2 separate regions of the Mus musculus genome follow, and region 2 is linked to region 1. The links are chromatin loops, found by intact Hi-C in ENCODE. Cell type or tissue: heart. All regions are shown on one strand. Links, peaks and the distances in the headings refer to the core of each region. The heading gives the core; the rest is flanking DNA. Region 1 has its middle 21 kb from the start of Gm30968. Region 2 holds the start of Cngb1 (cyclic nucleotide gated channel beta 1).

The links. Peaks named below come from ENCODE experiments on the same cell type or tissue, not always from the same donor. Only the 100,000 strongest peaks of a DNase experiment are listed, where the experiment ranks them.
Region 2: it touches region 1 in a loop (2.1-fold over the local background); 5 of 42 quality-filtered maps call a loop at or near these places.

What each region holds. Positions count from the first base shown.
Region 1 is chr8:94,947,889-94,963,776 of GRCm38, forward strand. No RefSeq gene overlaps it. Among named protein-coding and RNA genes, the nearest start is that of Gm30968, 21 kb to the right of the region's middle. In heart, for the core only: CTCF peaks have their summits at 7,469 (motif pointing left) and 9,585 (motif pointing right); no DNase peak of the experiment used is centred there; H3K27ac peaks cover 1,092 bases.
Region 2 is chr8:95,297,913-95,313,221 of GRCm38, forward strand. It overlaps Cngb1 (cyclic nucleotide gated channel beta 1), which reads right to left and starts at 8,673. Exons shown (of 33, transcript NM_001195413.1): 1 at 8,620-8,673; 2 at 5,657-5,925; 3 at 3,046-3,103; 4 at 2,730-2,796; 5 at 1,739-1,853; 6 at 1,572-1,614; 7 at 894-927. The coding sequence starts at 5,917. It overlaps Tepp (testis, prostate and placenta expressed), which reads left to right and starts at 13,686. Exons shown (of 8, transcript NM_199455.2): 1 at 13,686-13,778; 2 at 15,043-15,267. The coding sequence starts at 15,045. It also overlaps the pseudogene Gm5359. In heart, for the core only: a CTCF peak has its summit at 4,704 (motif pointing left); no DNase peak of the experiment used is centred there; H3K27me3 peaks cover 427 bases.

The DNA.
Region 1 (15,888 bases), core at 3,363-11,362:
TATTCTCATGCAGATACACATGCAGGCAAAACATTAATACACATAAAATAAAAGGAAGTAAATCTTTAAATGTGCACGGCAAAGACTTCAAAGGTAACAGTTAAGGAAGTAAAACTCAAGTTTACACATTTCATTTTGGGGGAGGGAAAATGGTATAGGAAAGAAAAATAAATACAATGTAGTTTAAAATATTTATTATATTTTCTGTGTATGGCTGGTTTGCTTGCAATATGTTTGTGTACCACACAAGTGCTTGGTGCTTGTGGAGGCCAGAAAAAGGCCTCAGGTTCCCTGGAACTGAGTTATGGATAGTTGCTAGACACCATGTGGGTGCCAGGAATTGAACCTGGTCCTCTGCAAAAGCAGCAAGCGCTCTTAACCACTGAGCCTGCCCAAAGCTTAGTTTGCTTGTTTTTAAAGACAAGGAGAGAAAAAGAAGAAGAAAAAGTGAAACCAGGTGTGATGGCACACGCCTTTGATCCCAGCACTTGAGAAGGAGTGGCAGGTGACTCTCTTGGAGTTCTAGGCCAGCCTGGTCTACAGAGTGGGCTCTGATAGTGAGGTCCTGTTTCAAAACTCCTTAAACAAATGAGAAAAACAAACAAACAACAAAAGAAACCTCAGAGGGCTTGCGGTGGAAGAAGCAAATTAGCCCACTCACTAGCTCTAAGCCCTGGCATATGCTTGCCCCAGCTACTCTACTCCCAGGATGCCAGCAGGAGGCCCCACAGTCCCAAGACTTGGCCCTAGGAGCGCTGTTTGTGATTGCAGAAAGTGGGACACAGCCCATCTGCCCACAAAAGTGAGTGTGGCTAGATGAACTGTCCCCGCCACACAGGGAAGTATTATAGACATTATAGAGTGCTGATTAGCATAGGTCCACTTACTGTAGGGACGCATCTAAGATCAAAGTCCCAGAGAACACAGCCTAATACCCTTTAAACCAAGAAGAAATAAGTTTATGCTAAGTGAGCTATTCAGGCAAAGCAAGGCGGCAGCACAGCATTCTGGGTGGCAGAGGGGAGCCCTGGGAATTTGTGGTCTATTTGCTGGTGGAGATGGAGGCTGCTGCTTTTTCTTCCTTCCTGTCCCCACCCTTCTGCTCCCTCGGTTCTTTGATCCACACGGTGCTCAGGATCCTTATGTGTGGTGTGCAAACACTAGATTCCCATATTTTTGCTGAGTTTTTGAAATATGATAAAAGATAGCATGGAATAGAGAATTGTTATGACTTTTAAGGATTATTATTATTTTACACTAGGTGATTATGTGTGGGCATGTGCATGTGGGTGCAGTCTCCTCTGGAGGCCAGAAGAGGGCATCAGATCCATTACAGCTGGAGTTACATGAGTCGTGAACTGTCTGACATGCGCAATGGGAATCAACTCAGGTCTCCTGAAAAAGCAACCATTACTCTTTTTTGTTTGTTTTTGTTTTTTGTTTTTTGTTTGTCTAGACAGGGTTTCTCTGTATAGCCCTGGCTGTCCTGGAACTCACTTTGTAGACCAGGCTGGCCTCGAACTCAGAAATCTGCCTGCCTCTGCCTCCCAAGTGCTGGAATTAAAGGTGTGTGCCACCACGCCCGGCTCTGCAACCATTACTCTTAACTGCCGAGTCATTTTTTCAGTCCTAGGCATCTCTACTTTTAGAATTCAAGATCTTCCCTCAAAGAAAAACATTCTATGTATCAGATTGTCTATAAATATTTTATCAGCTCATTTGCTTTTCACGATAGACTTGTGAAATAATATGCATCAACTAACTCACAGGAGGAAACTGGAACTCTCAGAGCGGTAACGCGGCTTACCCGAGGTCCCACAGTTTCTTGCTGATGCTGAGACCCAAGCCTGACTCTGAATCCCTATTGGAATAGGGAGGGTGTGAGTGAGCCCCCAGGACAGCGATTCCCCTGGGGCTTGCCGGTATAGGCATGGATCCTACGAAAGCTGGGCTCAAATCTCGACTGCCACCTGCTTGCCTTGGCTTGGCAAGCCTCTGTGCCTCTCCGAGATTCTGCCTTCATATCTGCATCTGGCTGAGGCGTCAGAATGGTATGAAAGACCAGAGAGAGGAAGATGTGAGGCACCAGGCCCACTGACCCATTTGGTAAGCCTTTGGATTTGTCATCTAGACTGCTGGGCACCGGTCTCGACATTCCTGGCAGCTCTCTTCAGGCATCCTCTAACAGCTCTTAGCCAAGCGCATGTCCTTTGGGGTATGAGGGAACAATGGTACCAATGCAGTACCCTGCAGCTGCAGCACACTGTCTCGGAGCCTGCCTGCTTGGGTAGAGCCATCAGTCTACTCTGCAGCTCCATTACCACTGTCCAGCTGGCTGAGACTTTCCAGGACTGCAAAGGCCAGGCTCTGGAGTGGTTATTCTCATAGTGACCACCAGGGGTCAGTATTGGCCGTCTGCCTTTGTGTACCAGAAGCTGCTTAGGGCAAAGGAGAAGCACATTGCTGTCTGCCTGGTAGGGCATCTCTAACGAGGGTGCCCTTGGGGTTCTGGCTTGATGTGATTTCTGTTAAGGAAGGACAGTGGCTCTCTATTTGTTCTGATGCTTGTCCATTCTTTTATCCATTCATTTATCTATCTATCCGGCCATGACTCTGTTATTCTTCCATTAGCTCAGCTGCCCATTCATTTTCTACCCATCCATTGTCTCCCACTTACTATCCATCTACCCTCTCCCCCCCTCCATTTGTCTGTCCATCCTATGTGTGTCCGTCCTGTGAAGTTAAATACTCACTCATGGGTCCATCAGACACCTGTCCAATTGCCCCATCTCTGTCCGTCATACCGAGAGTACCTCTGCTGAGCCAGGCCCTGTTCAGCCATAGGGGACCCATGATGGAAGGAGACATGGAAATCAGAGGGGTTAGATGGCACAACCTGGGCAGTGGGAGAAACTGAAGGTCATTGTCTAAGGAGATCCTTTTTCCGTGTCCAGGAGTGCACCCCAGCAGTGAGTGGAACCAGCAGAGGGGCTGCAGAGAGGAGTGACAGACCCTGACTGGCTGTGAGCAGTCAGTCAGGAGATGCTAAGTGCCTCCCGCCCCCGCAGAGATGATTTTGAAGGAAGATGGCAGGCAGGGGCAGGACCAAGGTTTTGGGTGCCTTGAGGTTTATAGGTTGGCCCATGAAATTGATGGGGTCTGTGCTGGCTTGTCATATGTCAACTTGACACACAAACTAGAGTTATCTGAAAGGCGGAAGTTCACCTGAGGAAATGCCTCCATAAGATCCAGCTGTAAGACACTTTCTATTTTGTTTGTTTGTTTGTTTGTTTGTTTTTGAGACAGGGTTTCTCTGTGTAGCCCTGGCTGTTCTGGAACTCGCTTTGTAGATCAGGCTGGCCTCCAATCCACCCTGCCAGCCATTTTCTTAATTACTGATTGATTGAGGGAGGACACAGTCCTTTGTGACTTGCATTGCTGGGTTCTATAAGAGAGTAGGCAGAGCAAGCCAGGGGAAGCAAGCCAGTAAGCAGCACCCCTCCATGGCCTCTGCATCAGCTCCTGCCTCCTGGTTCTTGCCCTGTGTGAGTTCCTGTCCTGATGTGCTTCAGTGATGAACAGTGATGTAGAAGTATAAGCCAAATAAACCCTTTCCTCCCCAGCTTGCTTTTGGTCATGGTGTTTCATCACCGCAATAGAAGCCCTAACACAAGTTGAAACCCATATAGCAGGGTATTGTTGCAACAGACCTGACTATGTTTCAGGGAGGATTGTGGAAAGACTTTGCAACTTTGGGTCAGAAAAGCCATTATTGAGTGTTGAGGGCTCGCTCCGTGGGCTGTTCTGTGGGAGCTTGGAAGATAAGAGTGTTGAGGGCAATGTGGAGGATGGAAGTCTGGCTTGTGACGTTTCAGAGGGAAGACTAGAGACTCTTATCAGGACCATTTGCTATTTTGAATTGAGATTCTGTCGTTGGGATCAGCTGGGGCTGAAGAGTCTCAGCTATGGTTAAGAAGAGCCCAGCATCTTTGGAGGTAAAATCTGGGAAGTGTTTCCTCAGGGTCAGCACACAGAAGCTGTGCTCCTGAAAGTTGTCCCTCAAGCTGACAGCTGAGATACACTACTCTGGCACTGACAGAGATAGTCTAAGAGTCACCCAGATGGTACTGGTTTTAAAGACTTAAAGGGGCCATGGAGAGCAGCTGAGGCTTGGCCCTGTGAGAGGCCAGGAGCCACCATTGGTGAAGGTGCAGCCTCAGCAGCGGTTGATGGCAGGAATGAAGGAGCCTTGTGGAGAAGACACGTCTTGGCACTATGAAGATTGCCTAACAGAGGCTATTGGTGAAAGTGCAGCCCAGTTGAAGCAGAAGGCCCCAGCTTTTTGGAGATGCCAGTACCATGGGATGTCAGCACCAAGAACAGCATCAGCTGTGGAGTCGAGCCAGCTGGAGCCTGGAAGACAAGCTGTGTGTGCTGCAGAGGGCCGAACTGGAGAAGTGATCCAAGCTCACTGAGGAGCCCAGAAGATCGTGAGTGAAGCCCAGATAACTGGACATTGAGTTATTTATATTGTTGGAGTTTGGTTTTTCTTGGTTCAGATGTGGCTCTGCTCTGGGTCTTCCCTCTTGAAGAAGGTATTTAACTTAATTTTGATTTTTAAAGGATCCCAGCTGAAAGATTTTGAGCTTTTAAAAGAGATTTTTGGATTTTTAGAGAGATTGGATATTTTAAATAGACTGAAATTTTAATGTTTGAATTTGTAAAGTCTGTAGCACTTTTTTAAATTTTATTTATTTATTATGTAACTATATTGTGCTGTCTTCAGACACTCCAGAAGAGAACATCAGATCTCATTACGAATAGTTGTGAGCCACCATGTGGTTGCTGACATTTGAACTCAGGACCTTCGGAAGAGCAGTTGGTGCTCTTAACCACTGAGCCATTTCTCCAGCCTGTCTGTAGCACTTTTAAAGTTATTTAAGTTTTAATGTGAGACCTTGAGAATGAATAAGAAAGGAAAGGTGTGACTTAATGGTGATGTGTTTGAGTGTCAAGTTGACAAGGGGTCAGTTGTATGGCCTAGTCTTATGTCAGCTTGGCACTAACTAGAGTTATCTGAAAGGAAGGAACCTCAATTGAGAAGATGCCTTCTTAAGATCCCGCTGAAAGGCATTTTCTTAATTAGTGATTGATGGAGGAGAGCCCAGCCCATTGTGGCTGGAGACATTCCTGGGCTGGTGGTCCTGGGTTCTACAGGAAAGCAAGCTGAGCAAGTCAGGGAAAGCAAGTCAGTAAGTGGCACCCCTCCGTGGCCTCTGCATCAATTCCTGCCTCCAGCATCCTGCTCTGTTTGAGTTCCTGTCCTGCTCCTTTCAGTTGTAAACAGTGATGTGGAAGTGGAAGGTAAATGGACCCTTTCCTTCCAAACTTGCATTTTAGTCATGGTGTTTCATCACTGCAGTAGAAACCCTGATTAAAACAGGATCCCAGGAGAGAGAGGTAAACAAGTGTTGTGTATGGTGTTCTTTCTCTCCAGGGCAAATAATGACCTTACCCTAAGATGCATATATGTTCATCTATCTATCTATCTATCTATCTATCTATCTATCTATCTATCTATCTATCTATCTATCTATCTATCTATCTCTGTGTGTATGTATGTATATATGCATATATATGTATGTATATATATGTGTGTGTATGTGTGTGTGTGTGTGTGTGTGTGTGTGTGTGTGTGTGTATTCATGCTGATTTGCTCCCTTCATCCTATCCTCTTCAAGACCCTTTCAGAGAACTTCAGGAGCCCACTGACCAGCCAGAACGGTCTCCACCCAGAGCAAGCCTTAGTACCTGTCTCTTGCTCTAGAGCGGTTTCCCCTTGGAGAACTTCATGGTGAGTTTCTACCCAAAGGAGGAGATGTGTCAGGCACAGGGTTAGCACTCAGTGGAAAGTCCCTTTTCACCCAGTCCCTGATGAGGTCGCCAGTGAGGTGGTTGACTGCTGGGTTTAGGTTTGTCCCCGACAGAACCTAACTCAGCCCAGACTTATTGTGTCCTCAAGTCCTCTTTGTCACCACACAACTCTGACATCTCCATGGTAGGGTGCTGAGCCACACCCCTGCAAGAGGCTCAGCTAAGGCCTGCCTATGGAAGTGTGGGTGACTTGGGACAAAGCAGGTTAGTTGTGCAGAGTTGCCACCACTACAGATACTTCTTCTCTGGGTTTGCTACAGTCAAACACAGGACAGGAAATGGATATAAACTCAGATGTATCTCCTGTGAGGCTGTGCAGCTGGCTGAGACAGATGCAAAAACAGAATTCACTGTGATAAGTGATGGAGGGAGGGGGGCGCTTGGGAGCCAGGTCAGGGAAGAGAGCAATGACTAGGTCATTTCTGGCATTTTAATGCTGAGGCAGTGACAAGCAGTCACAACAGCCAACGTAAAACCAAAGGGTGAGGAGCAGAATCCACGTTACCCTCTCACTCAGGCTCACACTAAAGCCCTGTGGTGCCACAACCCTCCTGTAAGCATCCCGGAGCTACTGAACTCTGGACACCAAGAACACCAGCCCAAGCTGTGCCTTGTGGGGTCCAGTGAGGACTGACGAAGTGGGAATGGCATCTTGGAACTCGGCCACAGTCATTGTAGTCGCAGACTCTGACAGAGGGGCACGTGGCCACACAAGCTGCATGGCAGTTACAGCATCCTCACAGACCTGCCATGCAAGGGACTGTAACAGGAATCCCAGCTACCTGGGACCAGAGCCAAATAATACCACAAATGACCACACAAAGGCAGAAGGTAAGAACGGACTCTGACCTCCACTTGCATCCGGTGGCTTCTATGACCACCCCATGCCCACACACATCATCCCTACAACACACACATTAATAGAAAAAACAATTAAAGTAACGGCAAAGTACAAATCCCCAACATCGCCCACAGGGAGAAAAACGGCTTCTGTGAATGCTTCAGCTGGGTGCCTTCTGCACAGCCAAGACCAGGCAGTCTATGGGGAAGCACAGACACACAACCGAATCTCTCGAAACATGCAAAAGGAGGTTTGAATAAGAGTAGCAGCCTGAACTTCCTCAGTCTGGAAACTGCTTGCTCCCAGAAGAGCCGTTTCTATCAGGGTGAAGGTCAACACCTCTCTGGTGTGACGCCCACTCCTGTCACAGGGCTCCTTATAGCTGGAATGGAAGGGCTCAGTCGACAGGACAGGGAGAAGGGAAATACAAGGGCAGGAACCCTAAGTGGCCCACAGTTTCCTCCTCTTTTGTAGGAATGAAACTTGGAGTATGAGCAAATATTTAAACAGTGAGGGGGAGAGCACTAGCGATTAGTGATGAATCATTTAGAAAGGGACTCTCTAGGGGTCGGAGAAATGGCTCTGTGGTTAAAGGCACTTGCTTCTCTCCCAGAAGATAGGAGCTTAGTTTTAGTTCCTCATAGCCACATTGGGCCGCTCCAGGTGCTCTGGCACCCTCTTCTGGCTTCTGTGGGATCCTGCGTTCATGTGGCACATGCGTTGCTCATACAGACGTATAGGCACATATATTTTAAATTAAAAGTCTTTTAAAAACCCAAAGAAATAAGAAATAAAAATGGATCTGTGTGGATGTTTAAAAAGGCACACCTTTAGTGGTCCTTTGTAAGTCCTTTGCATGACTTGATGTCCTTGGGTGGAAGTGACTGTTGCATTGAGAGCTCTCTACTCAGGCAGCCTCTGACCTTGGCTTGCCTTTCATATCATGCTATCACCAAGCAGTCCTAGTGTCCCATGACCACTGTTCTTAAAAGATGTCATCAGGGGTCCTCACTGTCTGGGCTGCAGTGGAAGGTTGTTTATGGTCCCCCTGTCCCAGCACAGACTGCTTGAACTTGAACTTGAACTTGCTGTGTAGCTGAAGCAGGCTTTAAACTCATCCTCCTGCTTCCACCTCCCAAATGTAAGGATTACCCTTTATTTATTTGTTTTCATTTATTTATTTATTTATTTATTTATTTATTTATTTATTTATTTATTTTTGTTTGTTTGTTTTAAGACAGGATCTCAGTAGGTAGCCTTGACTGTCCTGGAACTCACTATGTAGCCTGGGCTAGCCTTGAACTCACAGAGATCTGCCTCTGTCTCCCGAGTGCTGGAACTTGTGAGAGAATATGCAGGGTACATATATTGTTTAACAAAAATAATCAGCAAACCACATGTCAGCACCACCCTTGTGAAGAAAGAGGTGCCACCCTGGCAGACTCTGTCCTCTTTCCACAATGCCCCTGCATCAGAGCGGAGCATTGTTTCAGTCTTTAGAAAAGTCCCCCTGGTTTTATATCAACTTTGCCACCTGTGTCTACATTCCTAAACCATGAAGTATGGCTTTGCCTGCTTGAGAAGCCTCCCTCCCTCCTCCCCTCCCTCCCTCCCTCCTTCCCTCTCTCCCTCCCTCCCTCCATGCCCATCTCCCTACTGTACTGGGGCTTTGTGCATACTAGGAAATGCTACCATTTGGCTATAACCACAGTCCTATTTAGAAAGTTTCTTCTTTTGAAGTCCTCTTTTCCCAGGTGTGTCAAGTTGAAACCAACATTAGCCAACACACACACACACACACACACACACACACACACACACACACTAGAAAACCTGCCCAGTGCTTTGCATGTGGGTTCTTTTGGGGTTTTTTTATGTACTCAGAATATCTTGATGAGGGATGAAGCTGATTTTATCTTCTCGGGTTTTTTTCTCTTTCTTTCTTTCTTTCTTTCTTTCTTTCTTTCTTTCTTTCTTTCTTTCTTTCTTCCTTCCTTCCTTTCTTTCTTTCTTTCTTTCTTTCTTTCTTTCTTTCTTTCTTTCTCTCTCTCTTCCTTCCTTTCTTTCTTTCTTTCTTTCTTTCTTTCTTTCTTTCTTTCTTTCTTTCTTTCTTATCAGTCCTTTATTGTTTTGTTTTCCAGCACTATGTGTGTATGTGTGCATGTGTGTATGTATGTATGTGTGTATGAATGTATGTATGTATGTATGTATGTATGTTTATGTATGTGTGTGTATATGCATGTGTGTATGTATGTATGTGTATATGCATGTGTATGTGTGTGTATATATGTATATGTATGTATGTAGTGTATATATGCATGTGTGTGTATATATGTGTATTATGTATGTATGTAGTGTGTATGTGTATATATATGTGTATGTATTATGTATGTATGCATGTGTGTATTGTGTATGTAAGTGTGTATGTGTATATGCATGTGTGTATGTATGTGTATAGGCATGTGTGTACGTGTATATATGTGTTATGTGTGCGTGTGTGTATGTATGTGTGTATATATGTATGTATATGTATTATATGTATATGCATGTGTGTATATGTGCATGTGTGTGCATGTATGTATGCATGTGTGTGTGTGCATGTGCATGTGTATTGGTGTTAGTGCTGGGAATCAAACCCAGGGCCTTGCCCATGCTGAGCAAGCTCTCTGCCTCCTAGCCTAACCTCTGCTCCTAGGACTCTAAGGTGACAGCAGGCTTCTTTATCTCACGGCAAATCTCAAGGGAAAGTTCTTCTTTTTTTTTTAATATTTATTTATTATATGTAAGTACACTGTAGCTGTCTTCAGACACTCCAGAAGAGGGCGACAGATCTTGTTACGGATGTTTGTGAGCCACCATGTGGTTGCTGGGATTTGAACTCAGGACCTCTGAAAGAGCAGTCAGTGCTCTTAACCGCTGAGCCATCTCTCCAGTCCCAAGGGAAAGTTCTTGATGGTTTCATCTGAAGGTATAGTTGATGAGGTGTTTTGGGGCTTCTTTTCTTCTTTTTTCATTTAAAATGTCAGATTTAGGAAGTTCCGTTCTGTTTCTGATTGCTATTTTTTTTTTTTTAATCTTGAATGGGTTGGGTATGATAGTGAATGATTTTGTTTTGTTTTGTTTTTTTGAGACAGGGTTTCTCTGTGTAACTCTGGCTGTCCTGGACCTTGCTCTACAAACTAGACTGGCCTTGAATTCAGAGATCTAACTGCCTCTGCTTCCTGAGGGATTAAAAGTGTGTACCACCACCCTCTGGCAATAGAATTAAGCTGAATCAGAATTATGGGTTCGAGACCAGCCTGAGCTGCATAAAAAGGTCCAATCTCAACAAGCCCCCAAAAATAAAGAGTATGAATAATGTCAAATTTCAACCCACACTTCTCTTGGATATATTGTAGTGATTACTTTAATTTTCCTCTTCAAAGTGGATCTCGGAAGGATCTGTTCCTGCCACGGCCACAGTCATTTTCCTCTCTTGCCTTGGTTGAATGGAACTCAATTAGACAATGTCTTTTCATTGGAACTAGAGTTAGTCTGCTAATAGTTTGCTAAGAACATCAGAAGGGGAGGGAAAGGAGGAGGGAAAGAAGAAAAAGAAGGGAGGAGACAAAGAGAGTATTTTTTTTCCTGTTTGTTGCTGAGTTTGAGGGTCTAGATTATATTTTCCCCAGCAAAAGATTCAGAGTCTCCACAGGGTTAGGAGCAACTTGGAGCCGTTAGTTCTCCTGGGAATGTTGTGTAGAATTTGCCGGTGAAGCCGTCTGCACTTGACTTTGCATTGTGGGAAAGTTTGTGAATCCAGCTACAAGTTCTTCAGTGTATTGGACCTTTCAGGGTTTCCATCTCTTCTTTCAAAGTTATTAATGACATTTTATTTAGTGTGCATGTGTGTTTGTGAATGGATGTGGGAACTTGTACCACAGTGCGTGTGTGGTCACCAGAGGACAGCATCAGAGAGTTGGTTCTCTTTTCTACCATTTGGGTTCCAGGGACGTAACTCACGCTTAGTAGCAAGCACCTTTACCTGTTCAGCCATCTCACCAGGCCCTAGTTACTTTTAACTGACTTCTACCATGCCAGAGGAACGGTATGGACAGCTACAGTCGCTGGAAATCTATTGAGATTTACTTATAATCAAGAGTATGAGTCATGTTTATAAGTGTGCTAGGAGTGCTTAAAAACATATGTCTTCAACTTGGGTCTCCTAATTTATATTGTTCATTCAATTTAATTCATTAATTTAGTTGATTAATTTAATCTAATCCTTCAGTTCTTCTATACCACTTTGTATTCTTTCTAACAAACTGAAAAGGCATCTTCAAGCTATTGTACTGATTGTATGCATTGTATATATTGATTTTTGTCGTATTATTATTAACTTTTGCTTTATACCTTCCAGGCTCATGATAGGAGTAGAAATCTAATATTATCATGTTCTTTTAGTAAAATTAACTTTTGCTGTTATCTCTACCTCCAGGAGTGCTTTTTGCCTAATGTCTCTTTAAGTCAGTAGAAATACCTCTATCTTTTTAAAGATTGATTTATTTACTTTTTATTTGTGTGTCTGTGTCTCTGTGTGTGTCTGTGTGTGTTGGTGGCCACAGAAGCCAGAGGAAGGCATCAGATCCCCTGGAACTGGAGTTGTGGGTGATTATGAGCCTTCCTATATGGGTGCTGGGAACCTAACGTGGGCTCTCTGGAAGGGCTTCAAGGGCTCTTAAACACTGAGCCATCTCTGCAGCCCAGCTTTCTTTGTTTCTTTGTTTCTTTCTTTGTTTCTTTGTTTCTCTCTCTCTCTCTCTCTCTCTCTCTCTCTCTCTCTCTCACTAGTATTTATATCTTTTGTCTCCTTTTATGTTTTAGGACTGTCTCCTTTTGTATTTATCTCCATCCAATCAGAAATAAGTTTTCTTCAGCTGCAGCATTTGGTGCATTTATATTTCATGTAAACATAAATATCATGCATGCCTGACATAAATATTTGAAATTAACCCTATTACCTTACACTGTGTAATGAATTTTACCCATCCTATTCTTTTCTTCTTCTCCGCTTCTAAAAGTTATTTATGTGTATTTTGTCACCGTATTTGCCTTCTGAATTTGAAGTGGCAGCTCGGTTTCTAGTCCTTTACTGCAACCTTTTCTGTCTAAAGTGCTAGGTGATAAACATTCTGGCGTTTGTGGCTCTTAGAGTGTCCTCATGTCAAGGGGAATCTGTTTAATGACTCCCCTCCCATGCTGGCCCTGGGCTTGACTTCTGTCTTGCTTATAGAGAAAGTGCTGGGACCTAAGAACATGTGCTTGTCTGCCGGTGTCCTTGGCACCGAGGTGGCTTCAGTGGTCTTGTTAAGTTCCAGTTCTCCAACCCCCTTCAAGCTCTTCAGCATTGTGCTAAGTCCAGCAGAAAGAAGAGGCCCTCTATTTCCAGAAATGGAAATCTCGCAGTTAGTTTTTACGTTCCTGGAGCTTGAGGCTACAAAAGGATACATTCATTACATTGCCAGCTTGTGTTGCATTCCATAAATCACATTGCTGTAACACTGTAGTCTACCTACACTGAGCCCGTGGGCTGTGGCCACCCATGCATGGGCCACAAGCTTGCTGTGCCTTCTGAGGTGGTATACTTGGAAGTGAGTTAACATGGGCATGAGTTTGCATGGCAGACGTGAAGCTGAAGATGTTCTGGGGAGGCAGGAGGGTAGATCACATAGCTCAGTGACCACTCCTGTCTACTTGTCCTCAGACAATTGCTCTGAGATCTCTCCTGCCTCCTCTCCCATGGTTTAGGGATTAAGAGTAGAGTTGATGGGCTCTGAGCTTGAACTTGGAAGTCAGGTTGGTCTGGTGGGGACCCCAGTTTCCCCACCAGTGGACCTGGGACCTTCCACACTGCCTTGACTAGATCTGCATGAAGGAGATGATCATAGCAGGAACTGGCTCAGAAAACTGAACAGAGAATTCGCAACGTGATTCGTCTTTAACGGGGTGCTGCTGTGGGGTTAGTGCTACAAAACCGGCTCTTAAAAGATTTTACAGGGCCGGGCGTGGTGGCGCACGCCTTTAATCCCAGCACTTGGGAGGCAGGCGGATTTCTGAGTTCGAGGCCAGCCTGGTCTACAGAGTAAGTTCCAGGGCAGCCAGAGCTACACAGAGAAACCCTGTCTCGAAAAACCAAAAAAAAAAAAAAAAAAAAAAAAGATTTTACAGGGGGCTGGAGAGATGGGTCAGCACTTAAGGGCACTGGTTGCTCTTCCAGAGGTCCTGAGGTCAATTCCAAGCAACCACGTGGTTGGTGGCTTACAACCATTTATAATGGGATCTGATGCCCTCTTTTGGCACACAGGCATACATGCAGATAGAACACTCATATACATCAATGGAGCAACCAATCAATTAAAGACAGTATAGACATTATAGTAGATGTCTTTGTGCCTTTGAGGTCAGCTGGAGACAGTGACCTTTACTATCACTAGGGCCATTTTCATCTTGCAGGCGCCATCGGAAAGATCAGAAACTGAGGTCCAGAGAGGGCATAGATTCAGCTAAGGCCACCCACCAGACATCAGGGAAGCAAGAGTCCAAGCTTTGAGTTCTGCTTCCATCGATGGCTGTGCAGTCCAGTCTAGTCTGTACTTTCCAGGGCCTCTGCTTCCCCATTGATCAACCAAGAGGAAGGGATGGTCATCCCTTCTGTAGGGTAAAAGGACCAGAAAAAAAAAAAAAAAAAAAACCTGACCCTGACTTTGACACAAAGTCCCAAGAAATAGAATTCTACCAATCCCTGAACACAAAATCCCACCAATCCCTGAGCTTGCCCCAAGATTAGGCCACAAAAATTCCACCAATCCCAGGCCACCTTAGAAAGCCCCACTCCCAAGAAATCCTTTCTAAGGCCTGCTGGCTGCTTAGTTCCCTGCTGCTTCTTGCCCCAGCACAGGCAGCCACCCTCCTGGGTAATAAATCTCTCGTGTGAGGTTTGTTGTGAGGTGTGACTTTATGGTATTGCATGGCTCCCAGTTGCCAGGATACAATTGGAGTAGAGCTGCAATACTTTCCCTAGGAAAACCTCCTCCTGCTGGAGTAGAGATGTCCCCAGCTTCTAGCTCCATCTGACTCCTGGGGACCAAGTCCAAGGTCTGCTCGGGGAGGTTAGTGGGATCCTGGCTTCCAAGGTGACCCTAGAACCTTACAGGGGCTGTGGCATGGGCAGCGGACAATGTGAAGCTGCTGTCCCCAAAATGCACAGGCTTGAAGAGACCCAGTCTGAGCTCTGCCACACCCATAGCATGTTTTATAGGTGTTGGCAGCTCCTTGGAGTTTCTCCCAAGGTTGTGGACCTGGCACGTTGGGACTTGGGACTCCGTGGAAGCTGGGAAGCCTTTGGCAGGCGCAGCCCCCTCTCTGGGTTTCTGAACTCTTCTAGGTTCTGAGATCATTAGAATACTGGGATCTGGAGTCTAACTGGGCCTCCCATCAGCCTCTGTCCTTTCTAGGCTCAGTTTCTGCTCAGTGAAATGTCACTACCGGAGTGTAGATAATCCTGAAGAGTCCCTTCAGGCAAAAGTGTTACCATCCTCTGAGCCTGGCTTTGGTTGCCATTTCCCCATCTGAGGATGGAGAGGAAAACATTGCATGTGTGTATTTGGAACAAAGGTCCTCCAGCTACCTGGGCCTCATGACCTAGGTCTGACTTCTCTGGGCCTCATGTCAATATCCTGCCCCTTCCCACCCTGGTTGCCATGGCTCCTGGAGGTCATTGGCCCAGGATCTGTGCTTAGCAAGGCAAAAGTAGCCTAGTCCATCCCTCTAACAGATTCATGGCTAGAGCCGGTTCATGGAACTAGAGGGCCTTGTCTACAGAGCTCTGGAGTAGATTCTGGAGCTTCTTGGGCAGAAACTTCTTGTACATACCCAGATCCTGCCCTGCCTCCAGACCAATGGCCAAATTAGTTATGTAGGGTTCCCAGGCTGTAGGCAGGTAATTGCTTTATTAGTAAAACACAAAGACTTTAATGAGCAATTAATTAGTAGGTGGTGATTGCTAGAACCACTCATTTCTAGTGAGACTAATCTTATTAACCACTTAGGGAGGACTGATGCCAATGGGTTTGTAACCCTCAAGATCCTCTGGGAAATGAAAGGCAATGGTTTGTCACCCTAGAAGGCCCACGGGAGACCAGGAAGTTTGCCTGATAAACCTGCCTCTCTCAGTCCACACACAGAGGCATTGTCACGGTGCCCATTGTCCAGATGAAGGAGCTGAGCCCCAGAAGGTTCATTCCCTTCTCCACGGTCACACAATCAAGTGGAAATGTTTCCTAGTCAGTCCCATTGCAGAGTCCCCCCCCTCCCCCCTTTGGGGTAGCGTCTCATGTAGGATCAGACTTGCTGTCTTGCTAAGGCTGATCTTGAGCTTCCGGTCCCCCTGCCTCCACCTCCTGTGTCCACACACACACACACACAGATATGCGTGTCATCATGTCAAGTGGTATTCTTCCCTTGCGGCCTCTCACATTCCTTCTCTTTCCTTTGATGGCTAGTCATTAGGGAGATGTTTCCCAGCTCCCCTTTTTAGCCACAAAAGAAGCCCTTGGGACTTCAGACCCATGAGGCAGGCCTGTCCCCATAGCCCCTCTTCTGCTCCCTAGCTGCCAGTTTCCACCTATAATTTCCAGTTTCTTCTTTGTCTGCCCACTTCTCTTACCCAGGGCAGAACATTGAGTCACACTCACAAGATTAACTTTAAAATTTTAAATATTATTTTATCTGTGTAGATGCTTTGTCTGTGTGTGTACCTGTGCACCACATGAGTGCCTGTGCCAGAGACCAGAGGAGGGCATCAGGTCCCCAGGAACTGGAATTACAGATAGTCATTAGTCACCATGTGGGTGACTGGGAATCGAACCCAGGTCCTCTGGTCCTCTGGTCCACCAAAGTGTGTCCAGTGCTCTTTTTTTGTTTGTTTGTTTTTGTTTTTCGAGACAGGGTTTCTCTGTGTAGCCCTGGCTTTCCTGGAACTCACTCTGTAGACCAGGCTGGCCTTGAACTCAGAAATCCGCCTGTCTCTGCCTCCCAAATGTTGGGATTAAAGGCAAGTGACACCACTGCCGGGC
Region 2 (15,309 bases), core at 1-8,000, 350 kb after region 1:
CTAGAGTCTAAGCCTGGCCAGCCTTCTATGCCTGGGGACAGAGCCAAGTAAGAGTCTAAGGAATGAGTGAGTGAGGGGGTGAATGGAGGGAGGTGGTTGGGTGGAAGGCATGAGTCTGGGTTTCTTGCAGAAATCACAAAATGGTTCTTCAGGCTGACATTGGGGGACATGGTAACCTGAAAATGTAATAATCAGAATAGGTAGTTATTAAGCATTTCATGTAGAATCCTAGGTTTCTAGCCCATGGGCTTTGTTTTGTTTTGTTTTGCCTGTGAGACAGAGTCTAGCTATGTAGCCCCAAATGGTTCAAATTCATGATTCCCCTATCTCAGCCTCCCCAATTCTGGCATTATAGGGTTGCAGGTATGTGCACCTGTGTTCACATTGGTTTGTGGCTTTTCTTAAAACACGGGAGGCTCTGAAGTTCCACCAGGCAGAGGTGGTTGAGCCTGGGCAGGGCCCCTCCCTGAGCAGGTTCCTCAGTGTCATCATTGTCCCAATCTGGCCTGACACCCTCACTGAGAAGGGAGCTTCCTTTGAGAGGTCATAGGCTGTGAGGCTGAGACAACCAAGTTCACATATGCCTCATGGTGAGCCAAGCCCTGCTTTCCAGATGCCACATAAACCCCACTCTCCCAGAAACCTGTTTGCACAGAGCTTATCCATGCTTGCTTTACTTCTCAGAGGTGGCCCTACCGAATGTCCAGGAAGTGTCAGAAAGCACAAATAGCCTGGAATACTACCCCATGCTACAGATAAGAAAAGTGAGGTCGAAAAAGGGGAAGAGACATGCTTCAGGTGACCCCGGAGGTGGTGATAGACTCTGCCCTCAGTTCTGTGCACATTGCTCGGCCTGCTACAGACAACAGTGACCCTGGCTGACAAGGACTTACTCAGTGTCCTGAGTCCCGGAAGCTTCTGCAGATCCTACAGAGCCAGGAAATAAAGGAGAGGGAGGCAGGATGAGGAGCGGTTGCTCACTGGGTACAAAACTGTACTTTAGAGATTGTCAGAAGTCCTGGCTGCACAGAGGGTGGCTGCAGAGAGCGACTGAACACTGCGCATCTCAAAAGCTAGAGAGAAAACTAGATGCTTTCATCAGGAAGAAAGGAGAGTTGTCTGGGGAAACAGGTAGGTTTAACCTGGCTACAAAAGCATCGGTGGAATGAACCTCCAAACCGTAGCCATTAAACCACACCCTGTTGTGTTTTGTGTTTATCAGTTTAAAACTTAACAGCTTGAAAAAAATAACCATGAAGTCAATGGAGAGAGAGGAGGGGAGAAAGAAAAAAAGAAAAGGGAAGCAGAAAGGAAGGAAAAGAGGGGAAAGTGAGGGGAGATGAAGGTAAGGAGGAAGAGGGAGGAAGAGGGCACGAATAAGAGGGAGCAAGTGTCTGCCTGGAACTCCCGGGTCAGCAACACCGAGACCACTCAAATCTAGCTCCCCCTGCCCAAGGCCAATGGATGAGCCACTCCCATGGACCACTGAAATTCTCCCCACTGCTAAGCCCATCCCAGTAGCCCCTTAGAAGCTCCTGCCCCTGGAAAGACATTCTGCCTCTTTGTCTTACCTGGGTCCCCAGTGCCACAAGGTTCTGGGATCTGTGCTCCACCCTGCTGAGACAGACAGACAGACAGACAGACAGACAGACATTACAGGGCATCCCAGGAGCAGCCTCTCCAGCCCCACAATCTCTGATGGACTCTTTCTCACCCTCGGGTCTCCCTGCCCTTGTACCTGATCTGGGTCTCGCTCTCCGGCAGCCAGGTTCTGGCCCCCATTGCTGCAGACAGGCTGTGGCACGACCTTCTGCATGCCTCTCCAGAACCAGCTCAACATCCAGGAGCTGGGCCTGCCAAGGGATAGGGTCATGAGTCCACTCTCAACCCCCACCCTGTCAGAGTGGCAGTCCATAGTCCTGAAGGATTTGACATGGATCAAGCCACTATCTCCACATGATGAGACTCTAAAACCTCACTCTCTCTCCAAAGAGACCCAGGGTACCCTTCAGTTCAACCCCAAGGATGCCAGAGAGACCTTTGGAACCTGCCCTCCGGTTGCTCCATAAAGCACAGCCAGCCTCTCTCTATACCCCAATTAACTCACCCCTACCAGCCTTCGAATGACTGGCATGCCCTCAGACCAGTGGTTCTCAACCTGTAGGTTTATCCACAGAGGTCAAATGACCCTTTCCCAGGAGTTGCTTAAGACCATTAGAAAATACAGATATTCACATTATGGTTCATAGGTAGCAACAAAAATAACCTTATGGTTGGGGGTCACCACAAGAGGAGCTGTATTAAAGGGTTGCAGGATTAGCAAGGTTGAGAACCACTGCCTTAGAATACCTCTGGAGGCTTATCAGTTTATGTGAGGATCCTAAGTCTCTGTCTTTTGTTGGCCCCTGCCCCAGGTCTACTTGGCTGGATAAACTCTATGGATTGAAATGGCTAATGTCAGGACCACTGGCTTCACTGGGAAGTCAGCAGCTCCAGCCATGGTCTGAAGCCACCCCAACACTAATTAGTGTGCCCCAGCCCTGATGCCATTCTGGCACATTACTGTGACCTTCCCTCTCACGGTAACCACCCCATTGTGCTCAGAACACTCTCCCATGATGCTCTGGGCCTCTTTGAATGGCCACAGACCTGACTGACTCACAGCTGTTCTCTCCATGCTAGAGGCTCCCTGCAGGGGCAGTTGAGAGATGGAGAGGGTGATGTGGTACCTGTTCACCTTGGCAACAGCAACCTGGGCCTGGGAGGTGGGCTGAGCAGGGTCAGCTACCTGGGTCTCTGGCAAAAAAAGAATTTCCGAGATATCAGATGTGGACTCCAGAGAGGCCCATTTCTCCCTTGCTAGGGAGAGCAAGTCAGAGGCAGGTCTGATGGAGGGCACCAAGGCTCAGCTCAGCCAAAAAGCTCCCAGAAGCCTGCTCCAAGCTTCTCCGAGCCTCCACTTCATCATCTGTGAACTGAGATGCTGCCAGGCTCTGAGAGGAGACCCCAACCCCCTGCCCAGCCAGCCTGGGTCTCAGCACTCACCTTGAAGGCTGGGACCAGCCTCAGCCTCTCCCTCTCCTTCCATTGGCTCCTCTGGTGGCTGTGGGTTCAAATGGGACCTGTAAGCCTTGATGTCCTGGTGCAGATAGGACAGCCTCTCTGATTCTATCTAGGGACCTGCAGCTCCAAAGTTGTATACGAATACACACATGGTCATGCATACTCTTGTGTGCTCACAGTATACTATCATGAATATACCATATGCACATACACATGTACACACATGCACACTCTATACCCATTTCCTACACACACTCTACACTAGCCCAGGCACAACCGTTTTTCTTCCAGAACTATCTCACCTCTGCGGCTCCTCAGTTAAACTTCCTCCACCAGCCTCCACATCTAGGGAGCACACCCCACCGCTTCTAACTTTGGAAGTTAAATGACCCTCGCTTGTGAGTTCCTGTAAGCTCTAAGGGCAGCGCTGGGGCTCATTCCCTTCCTAGCCCTGCCTCCTGGCAGAAGGAGCTGGCGGGCACTTGTCTGCCAACCTCCAGGGGCAATGCTTGGTTGAGTCCTCTTTATGCCTTTTGCTCTAAGCACAGAATCTAGCGTCAATTAGAAGCTAAATGAAATCTGCTTAATTGAGCTGCTAAATTAATTGTCATCAGGGCCCCTGAAGGGATGAGATGTCAGACTGGCAAGTTTTGCTAAGCTTGAAGGAACATTCTAGGAAAATGTTGTTCAAAATGTGGCACATGGACCAGTGCCCCCTGCAAACTGCTAACTGGTCCCTGGTGATTGGACAGTTGGACCAAACCCTCAGGGTTGGTAAGATGGCTCTGTGGGTAACGGTGCTTGCTGTCTGGCAGGAGGACATGTGCCACATGAGTTATTCTCTGAACTCTGTGCACGCATATACACTGAGTGTGATAAATGTTTATAAGTTTTATCTCGTGTCCCAAAGTATAGTGTATTCAGTGGAACACTAATCTTTTTTCATTATTTAAATTAATTGTTTGTTTGTTTATTGGTTTCTTGAGACAGGGTTTCTCTGTGTAGCCCTGGCTGTCTTGGAACTCATTCTGTAGACCAGGCTGGCCTTAAACTCAGAGATCTGCTTGCCTCTGCCTCCCGAGTGTGTCCCCACTGCCTGGCTTTTATTTTTCTTAAGATGACATAATTACATCATTTCTTCCTTCCCCTTTCTTCTTCCAAACCCTTCCATAAACCCCTCCTTGCTCTTTTTAAAATCCATGGCCTCTTTATTCACTAATAGTTGTTACATACATACATACATACATACATATATATATATATTCCTAAATACATAAGTACAAGCTGCTCAGTCTGTTACATGTATGTATGTTTCCAAAGTAGACCATTTTGTATTGGGCAACCAACTGGTGTGCTCTTCCCTGGGAAAGATGATTTCTCCCGCTCTCAGAATCCCTTAGTTGTCTGTAATTCTTTGTGTAGGATTGAAGCCTTCTGGGCTTCCCCTCTCAACCTCTGCTCTCTTTAGCGTGTCTATTGTTGTTATCCTGGGAACACTATGTTCAAAGACACTTGGAAACTAAAATACTGTTTATGGGGCTGGAGAGACAGATCAGTTGAGTATGAACTCGGCTTATGGAGAACTCATGTTCTGAGCACCCATCAAAGAGTTCACAACTCTGCTCCAGGAATCTGATGCTCTCTTCTGGCCATTGTAGGCACTGCACCCATGTGAACACCACCGCCCCGCCCCCACCCCAATGACATTTTAAATAAATCTTTTAAAAATACTGTTTTTTAAAACCTGTAATTAATTCTCTATTTCCTGTATTGAGAAAGTCTTCCTATGAAACAAATACCACCTGAGGGAAGCGATGTACTTCTATTCTGGAGCTATTTCTGAATCTCCTGGTATGTAGACTGGGTCCTGGACCAGAGGCTGGAAAATATGGTCACAGGCTACTTATAGCCTATTGCCTGGTTTTGCAAATAGTGTGTATGTACACAATGCAAGTTTGTAGTTGATGTGTGAGTGTACTTGGAGAGGTTGGTCACATGGTACCATACATGAATTTAGAGGACAACCTGGGGTGTCAGTCCTTGTCTCCCACCTTGTTTTGAGACAGGGTCTCTTTGTGCTTTTTAAATGGGTTAGCCAGAATAGCTGGCCCATGACCTTCCAGGGATTCTCCTCTTTGCTTCCAACTCGCCATCGAAGCGCTGGGATTAAAGATGCTTAGGTGACTGCATCCAGATTTTACATAGATTCTGGAGATTTGAACTCAGGTCTTTCTTCATGCTTGCATGGTAAGTGCTTTTAGCCTCTGCGCCACTGCTTCAGCCCCATAAATGAATGTTGTCAGCACACAGGCATGCTCGTTCATTGCACATTCTGCACAGCTGTGCTCATGTTATCTCGAGCTTGGCTGAGCAGCTAAGAGAGATGGTGACAAAGTCTGCCTCACCTTTCACAGAAACAGCCTTGAGCAAGCCTGTTCACTCTCTGGGCCTGAGTGGCCTCATTCAGATGTGCACTAAGTCAGTGACCACATTTCCCACTGGCCCCCCCTTTCATCCATGGGGGTCAGGTGGCCCAAGCCGGTGAGTCCCTGAGCAGCAAGACCAGCCTGCCCTCCTCACCCTCTCCCCTCACCAGGGCCTGGACCTCAGGTGGAGCCTCTTCAGGTACTGGTTCAGGTTCAGGTTCTGGCTCTGGCTCTGGCTCTGGCTCTGGCTCTGGCTCTGGCTCTGGCTCTGGCTCTGGCTCTGGCTCTGGTTCCTGCTGAGGTTCTGGCTCCGGTTGTGGGTTGGCCTCTGGTTTCGACTCTGTTTCTGGCTGTGGTCCTGCTGTCTCCACGGTCTTCTGAGGGGTCCCCGGAGGCTGAGGCAGCACCCTTTGGACCCAGCCCAACATCCTGACACCTGTAAGCAACATAGTCTTTAACTGAATGAGCGCAGGCATCCTCCTCACTCATGGCTACTTTGTGGGTTGCACTAGCCCTTTACTGCACCCTGTCTTTTAAAATAATCCTGCAGTAGGGCTGGAGAGATGGCGCCAAGGTTAAGAGCACTTGCTGCTCTTCTAGATTTGATTTTCCATACATGTTTTACAGCACCCATGTCAAGCAGCTCATAAGCTCCTATAACTCCAGTTACAGGAGATCTAATACTTTCTTCTGGCCCGTGAGCCCCTAAACATACATGGACTACACACACATACACATTAAAAATAAATAGTTTTAAAAGTTTCTTCTACACACACACAGATACGCATTCTTGCCCCTGTGGTCTGAATTCCAGTATATGACACGTTCTGTATCATGTGTGACCTTTGAGCATGGCTCCTTTCACTGAGTATATGCATCTGGAATTCCTTTCTAAGGGTTCCTGTCACTAATTCATTTATTTCTATTAAGGAGTAGTAAGTATTCTATGGCATGGATTTTTGCATACCTTGCTTATCTGTTTCCAAGCTGAAGGAACTGTTTGCGGTGGGGGGGGGGGGGGGGTTCATATAAAGCATATATAAAAAATATTTCTTCAAATGTTATCGAAGGCTAGCTATTGAAAAGGATCTCAGTGTTCATCAGGGGTGAGGCCTGCATTAAATAGACTGTAATGCAGCCCATAACACAATATGCAGAAATGCTGGAAAGAAGACGCACATTCGTTGGAACAGGAGACACACACGTTCTAGCACTCTCGTGAGTCAGACTCCCTGTGTCTCTGTTTGCCTGCCTGCAGAGTGGGAGCACTGAAGCCTGTCATGGTGGCACCCACTTAAACTCCAGCACTTGAGTGGCAGAGGCAGAAGAATCCAGGCCAGCCAGCCTGAACTAACAAAAGCAAGAGACATCGAGAGTGCCTACCTTGTACGCAGAGTGTAAGAGAGTCAGGCATAACAGCCATTAAGAAAGCCCGGCATGGTGGCACATGCTTTTGATCCCAGCATTTGGGAGGCAGAGACAGGCAGATCTCTGCAAGTCCTGGGCCGGCTATACAGCTATATGGTGAAATGCTATCTCAAAACAAACAAAGCCAATCAAACAGAAACTGGTATAGGCAGCATTCTTAGACCAGTGACTGAGCCCTCACCACATCTGGAGTCATCTGTTCAGATATCATCTGCTGTCCAGTGACTGGCCCATGTTTCATAAAGGCTGGCCATGACTACAAGGACAGGTACTGAGTGTGAATACCAATTATGGAATATCATGTACTGCAGAAGCCCACAACAGAGAAGAAACACCAGTGACTTGTGGACAGAAAAATCTAAGATAACATTAGCCATGTGCTTTCATGCCAGTTGTTGGGAGGCAGAGGCAGGTAGATTTCTGTAACGCCATCATGCTTTACATAGCAAGGTCCAGACCAGCCAGAGCTACACAGTGAGACTTCTCTCAAAAATAAATTAAAAAATAAATAACCATACATCATTTTTTTTAGCTTTTAGAATAAAATACCAGTTGGACTTCCGTCATGGTTGGTGATGGCCAGTTTCTACCTTAAGCATGATATTAAGCACGTGGGGGAGCCAAGCTCCAAGAGACTGAATTCTTGCAGGATGGCCTGGCTCGGTGGTACGATCAAAGCTGACATGTACACAAGCCCAGGAAAGGCCACCCAGGACACAGACCTACCAAGGTTGTGCCTCTCTGTCTGTCTCTTCAAGGACCCTTAGAAAAATAGTAGCCCCATAGCCAGCTTCCCAGAGTTCATTGCCAGGCTGCTTGACCAACCCCTAACCTTGACCTCTGACCCAGCACTGGCTCAGCTTCTCCCAGAACAACCTCTACGAAAACAAAGCTTAAGCTTTGGAGGAACATCAGCCTACAGAAAATTAACTGGGGCCAGGGACAATCAATGGGTTCTTCTAGTCCTCTGCTGGCTTGGGGTGAGAACACAGCGACTTCCTCCCAAGGTCACACGTTGGGAATGGCAGAGCACACAGATCCCCGCCAGCTCCCAGCAGTCCTGAGAACCAGACCTGAAGAAAGCCCTCCTCCACACCTGGCTTCCACATCCCCTTGATAACACTCATTCTCCTGACAATCTTGCCTGCCCCCTACTCCCTGTAAGTGGGATATCCATTCTCAGGTCAATAGACTTGCCTAAGGGGACTCTGGCCAAGATAAGTATACTCTGAGATCTGCCCTTGGGTCCTGACTGCCTTCTCTTGACTTCTGCTGTAGTGGGCAGTGAACCTAGCTTGAATTTTTGAACTGTCTGGAGGTTATCTAGGCAAGCAGCCTCTTAGCCCAGTTTTTCCTTGACCGGAATCTGGAGGCCTGTCTTGCTGCCCTCCCACTTTGAAGGAAGAGAACCTGGAGGTAGCCACCCAGGAATCTGAAGTGTTAGACCACCAGGATTCTGAGAATCTTCTGGGAGAGCTGGAAAAAACAGATTCCTAGCCTCCCCCAAACCCTCTGGGGGTATCAAATCCACATTTCTCAGGTTGCGCTGGAGATAGCAAAGTCTAAGCCACAGGATAGAGTGTGGGGACCACGCATCATAGCTCTCCTGCCTGCTCTATTTATCACCTAAAAGCCCCGCTAAAAGCTGAGCGTGGTGATCCCCCAAGGAGTCCCACTGAGCCCCCATTTCATGTTGAGTTACCTGTTCAGATGTCAGCGGCTAGCCAGGAATTGCCTTCTCAGTGCCCCAGCAGCTGGCCTCTCAGACCCAGCCAGGATTAATTGGCACTAGATGGGCCGGGTGCAAAGGATTAGCATGTGCAGAATCGGGGGCAGGGTAGAAAGATGACTGGCACCCAGGGAAGCAAGCAGCAACCCCCACGGGTCCAGCAGTGTCCTAGACATAGGGCCCTTTGAGTTACTAGGGAACCTGCTCCAAGCCAGGATCTGTCTTCCCACAGAATGTGACAAAGCCAGAGAAAGGCTGCAGGACAACCAATAGCCAGGGTACCTGTGTGCTTCTGGGAGCCTCCTCAAGGTGACAGGAACCCATCAGCTCAGTCTGGGGGACAAGAGTGTGTCCTTCTCTCCTGCTCTGGTGCTGGGACTCAGTAGGATATCTGTGGCGGAGTCTTTAACAGCTTAAAGCATTATCACAAAAACCATTGGCCCGGGACAAGACCTTTAGCCAAAATCTGTATTAATCTACATTTCCAGAGAAGCAGAACCATGTGACCTGGGACAACTATGTCTTATGCCAAGCAAGGTGTTTTGTTTTGTTTTGTTTTGTTTTTGGATGCAAAGTATTTTATTTTTAAACTTGTAAAGTTGGAACACAAGATCGCCTGGTTTAGATGAGTTTCCGAGCTGAATGCACTTGCCTGGAGCTCAGTTTCTGGCTGATGAACAGTTCCTAATACCCTATGTGGGTGCCTACGTTCTGATCTGTGGGTGGTGAGCCGACCAGCGTCCGTCCGGCTGATAACGCCACTTTATGCCTTGGTAAGGGCTTAACAACCTTTAGGCATTGTTGTAGCCTTACACAGCCAGTGCTGCCCCGAATGTCTCCTGAGAAGCATAAAGCATGTACAAAAGGGTGTCCACTCCATCTCCCTCACTCTCAGAGACAGGTGTGGACACACTCACCATGCTGTGCCCATTCACCAGGAAGAAGAAGGCTTGGTTAGCATTGAGCTGCAAGCGCCGTCTAATTATCATGATGAGTTTGCTCATATTCACATGATCTGGAACTTGGTCTTGTCCAGGACGGGCAGCTGTTTCTCCCCCTTGTGTCGCTCTATAGTCACTGGGATCTTGGTGGGGTGCTGCTCCCGGATGAGCCGGACATCTTCCACTCTTTGTTCAAAGCTCTGGCGCTGCTTGAAGGTCTTCTCAGACGGCATATGGGGTGGGGTGGGGGTGGGGGTCCCAGATCAGACGATCTGGCTCCCATGACGATCACTTCCCTTGTGTCACCAATCAAGCTTATTAAGAAACAGTATCTTGGGCTGGAGAGGAGGCTCAGATGCTCTTCCCGAGATCCTACTGAGTCCCAGCATCAGGGCTGGGGATCAAGGACACACTTTTGTTCCTAACAACTACATCGTGGCTGAAGTGAAACTGGTTGAATGAAACTTACTTGTTTAGGGTTTCCACTGAAGCTCACTGTCCTATTACATCTGGGTTACTGTAATACAACACCTTAAATCAAGTGATTTACAAGTGACAGAAATGTACTGTTCGCTGCTGTCATAGAAGATCCAAGCAATAGAAGAGGTGGTCTCTGGGAAGTTCTTGTTCCTGGTAGGTGGTGATGTCTATGTGATATAGTCACTCCACGATTTGTTTCTGAGTCCTGGCCATGGGCACCAAGCTTGTCTCCACCTTTTGACTATAAACCACATGGCTCTGAAAATCTGCACGCAAGCCTTCAATGGCCCATGTTGACTTCTCTGCTTCCAAGGTAGGCTCTTCATATGAAGCAATTGTATTGTAAATTGCTTTGTCTTGTCTGGGTTTTTCAGAGACAGGATGTTGCTAAAATTCCCTTCCTGGAGGAAACAAAAACAATTTGTACTCCTCTTCTTCCAAGGTGCCAGTGACAATCCCAGGTACAATTCCACAAGCTCACCCTGGGGGACCAGTGAGTTCGTCAGACTTACAAAACACGGGTGAGGGGTTAATTCTGGAGTGGAGCTCCTCCCCTAAGAGTCTACACCAGAAAGTCTTTACCCAGCAAGGATGAAGACCTTTTATAGTTCGATAGAAGGAGCTACATTGCTGCCTGCCCACCATGGTATCTTCCCTTCCCTTAGCCCCTCCAAGGCTACATGCTTGCATATGACAGGTGGTAGGGAGCGGCTGCATACACATAGATGAGTATCTTATGATTCTCCTTACCCCTCAGGGGATGTAAAATGTCACCATCCCAGCTAGGATGATCTCTTGCAAGTTTGCACAGCAGAATTTCTCCGGATGGCAGCTGCTGGGCTAGGATATAGTCCTGTATGACACAGGATCAAACACCATGTAGCCATAGCTAGATTTGAACTTGGCCTCTGGAGTGCTGGGATTAGAGCTGCATGCCTAGTTCATATTCCACCTTTTAAGATCCAACTAGACTCTTAAAAAAAAAAAGATTTATTTACATATACAGTGTTTTGTCTGCATGTATGCCTGCACACCAGAAGAGGGCACCAGATCTCATTACAGATGGTTGTGAGCTGCCACGTGGTTGCTGGGAACAAGAATGTGCCCTTGTTCTCCAGCCCCTGTGCTGGGACTCAGCAGGACCTCTGGAAGAGCAGGCAATGCTCTTAACTTCTGAGATATCACTCCAGAATACTATTTCTTCATAAACTTGCTTGGCATAAGACATACTTGTCACATGCCGTGTTGATGTTGTAGCCTGTGTTGCCGCTGGAGGCCACGTCGATAGTCGTGGTCTGTGCCGCTCATGCTGTAGATCATGCTGGTGTCGATGGTCTAGACTACTGCAGCAGGACATGTCAATGTTTGTGGTCCGTGCGGCTGTTGGAGGCCGTGTTGATGTCCCTGGTCCATGCTTGCCTCCGGAAGCCATGCGGATGTCCATACTTCGTGCTGCAGCTGGAGCATGACCATGTTGGTATTTGTGGTCTGTACTTCCACCTCAGGGTATTCTGATGTCTGTAGTCCTCGCTGCCGCCAAAGGTCATGTTGATGTTCATCGTCTGTGCTGCCGCTGGCTGCTGTGGGCGATGAAGCTTCCCTTGCAGGGATATCGATGACTGCAGACTCAACTCACAATGATTAGCAAGTTTGGGCTGGTTCCCTGCACACCCTCTGCCTGCTGTTGACAGGACCGGCTCAGGGCAGCAGGAACAAGGATCAGACAAGAGCAGTGTGGATTTATCTGGCACCTGTGTTAAGGACTTCAAGAGGCAGCTTCTGTAAGGATCCCAGAAGTGTCCCATGGCAGTGCATTCGTGGTGGCAGAGGCTGCTCTGCCACAGCACAGCTCCATGTAGGAAGCATGAGAAGTGCCAGGTGCTACCACTGTGCCTCTTCCCACTAAATTCTTTAGCAAAGCTGTGTCTGTGACTGAATAGCAATTATGGGAGTGGGGTTGGGGTAGGTAGGTATAAGTCAAATTTTAAATTACTAAACTGTATATTCATATACTTTCTTATTTTTTTAAATTTGATTTTAAAATTTTTTTATTTATTTTGCAACAAGGTCACTCTATGTAGGCCTGGCTGGCCTGAAACTCACTGTGTAGACCCGGCTGGCCTTGGACTCACGGTGATTAAAGGTGTACACCACTATGCTCAGCTGTTTTCTAACTTTAAAAAAGAGTTGGACCTTGCCAGGCAGTAATGGCACAGGCCTTTAAATCAACACACAGGAGGCAGAGGCGGACAGACCTCTGAGTTCAAGGCCAGCCTGGTCTACAAAGTGAGTTCCAGGACAGTCAGGGCTACACAGAGAAACCCTGTCTTGAAAAACAAACAAAACAAAACAAAACAACAAAACAAAACAAAAGAGGTGGACCTTCGTTTAGGGGTAGGCTCAGCACCGGGCAAGTTTCTTTAAGAGAAGAACTTGGAGTGTTTTCTTAAGTTCCTTGGTCCCTAATCAAGGAGCAGCAAATCTTACAGGACTCCAATAGGACATTCTGAATGACAGGTTTAGCATTTATGCAAATTTATGCAAATCATATGTCAATATATGCAAAAGAATAGACAGCCCCAGGATTCCAAAGCTTGGGATGTCTCACTCAATTTCTGGGGGCTTTGGGATTCTGAGCGAAGCTTCCTGACAGGGAGGGAGGCTGCGGTTCCGCCAGGTAGTAAGGTAGGGCAGAATGGGGGAGGGGTGGAGTATCACTTGCTAATCCCTAGCCTGCTGAGGCCACCACTCTGCCTGATCCCTGCCCTGACCCCAGAGCCTGGCTAATCTCCACCCCTAAAGACCAAAGACAGCGTGGTATCATCTTCCCTGAGACTCATGGGGACAAGGTCCCCTCCAGGCTCCCAGGCAGCCCTGCTGCAGAGCCTGGGGTCTTTGCCTAACACAAACAGTCCTCTTAGGTCCAGAGAGAGGCAGCAGTAGCTAGTACAGGGTCACTGTTCTGGTTCTGGTTTAGGGTCTCTATTGCTATGATGAAACATCATGACCAAAGTAAGTTGGGAAGGGAAGGGTTTATTTGGCTTACACTTCCGTATCACTGAAGGAAGCCAGGACAGGAACTCAAGCAGGGCAGGATCCTGGAGGCAGGGTGCAGAGGCCATGGAGAAGAACTGCTTACTGGCTTGCTTCCTGTGGCTTGCTCCAGCCTGTTTTCTTATAGAACCCAGGACCACCAGCTCAGGGATGGTATCGTCCACAATGGGCTGGGCCCTCCCCATCAATCACTAATTAAGAAAGCCCCCTGCAGGCTTGCCTATGACTAATTTTATGGAGGCATTTCTCTGGTGGGGTTCCCTCCTCTAAGATAGCTATAACTTGTGTCACGTTGATCTAGCCAACACAGTGAAACAGGCTGGGGTGAACCCAGCAGTTATCCCTACCCTAATGTGGCCGGGTCACCTCTATAGAGCCCCAGTTCTGACATTTTCCAAGATGCTTGTCTTATGTGGCTGCCATAGAGACCCAGGGAATAGATGTCCAGTGCCTAGGGATCCTGGCAGCCTGTGTTGCCCAGGGTTACCAGGAGCTTCGTCCTCACAATCAGGTTGCACTGGGCATTGTCTCTGTGATGCTCCTTAGCCTGCAGTTGCCTGGAAGGCACGCCCACATCCTTTCTTTTGCCCACTGAGCAGCAGGAGGATAGACGGTTCTTACCTGCCTGTGCACTTGGGCCTGTGCCCTGCAGATGAGGTAGTGGCTATGGGTAAATGGTAGCAGGGTGTTCTCTCTTCCTTTTTCTCTGTGTTCTACCACTCCATCCTTCCTCATGGAGGGTCAACTCTGAGACAGCTTTTCCACTTTTTCTATCATGCCCCGTCCTGATCCTTCATTATAGTGAGAATTTTGGAATCGTGGTTTCTTTTTTTTTTTAATGCAGAAATATTTTAAGAATGTGCTTTTAATACCCAGGTGTAGGAATATGGGGCTGCCTTGGACTGTCTGAAGCAGCTGACTCTGATTTGCCTCGTGCTCTAGCAGGGGCATAGTTTTGCCAGCTGCAGATAGTTTCTGTGACTTTTGGAATTCTGAAAACTTTTCAGAGGGTCTATAAACTAGGGACCCAGGAGGATTATGGGTTGTTGTTGGTTGTTCAGGGGGGTTGGTTGTAGCTTGATAGTAGTCATGCTCAGAGAACAAACAAGAAGAAACAGAAATTAGATTCGGGGATTTCTTTCCCTTCCTCTCTCCCCTCTATACTTTTTCTCTCATATCTAGTGTTAGTGGGTTGAAAGGGTGGGGGAAAGGTGGAAAAGACTGGAAGAAAGAAGACCCCACAAAGTAGCAAACATTTCATGGTCAAGTTCCTCTCTCCTCCTGCCACCCCATGTCCATTTCTTATCTCTGTAACTTGGAGGGTCAGGAAGTAGAGTCAACAAATTCTAAGATGTAAATGAGTAAAAGGGGCTCCAGGGAATATCTGCTTTTTAGAACAGAGACACTAGGTAACCAACCATCCATCTTTTTCTAATTCAGATCTGTCACATTTCTCTCCTTTAAGAGTCTCATCTATCTATAGCATTTGGGGCAAATGCTAAATATGGCCTAGGCAAATCCAGAGTTGGCTATCTAGCATCATAAGCCACACGGCATTCCAGGCTACATTCTAAATAGCTTTACTATGGCTTTTTCCTGTTCAATATTTAAGTTTCACTTCATCTAGACAGTTCCTAGAGTGTCCTAGCTCCAGCCCTCTCAGATACACGTACACTCTGTGCTGACCTCCCTCAGAGCACTGGGAGCTGTGTGTGTGTCTGTGTGTGTGTGCGTGTGTCTGTGTGTGTGTGTACACACATACACAGAACACATAAATCTGTTGTTTGGATGTGGAGCTTCGGAAAAATCACGGGGCGCACAGAAGATACTCAGTAAATGTTTGATAAATCGTTAAATCAGCATAGGCCAAGAACATGTGCCTATACGGAAGGGCATCTGACTCCGCCCCTCTCTTCCCCAGCGATGGCCCAAATCATAGACCTGGTGCCCTGGGACGAATGCTCCGCCCACTTGTATGCTTCCCCAGCGGTCCTCCTCCCCCTGGAGCGAGTGCGCCACCCACTGGCCGGTGTGAAGCACCAGCTCTACCACCCGGCCTTGCCTTCCCTTCGGCGCATGGATATGGACACTGTCAAGGGTTGCCTCTCCGATGAACACTGCCAGTCTTCCACCTACTTCTCCAAAGGTCAGGCCCTGTCGCCGCCAGCAGCTAAGGGTGTGCTCTTGG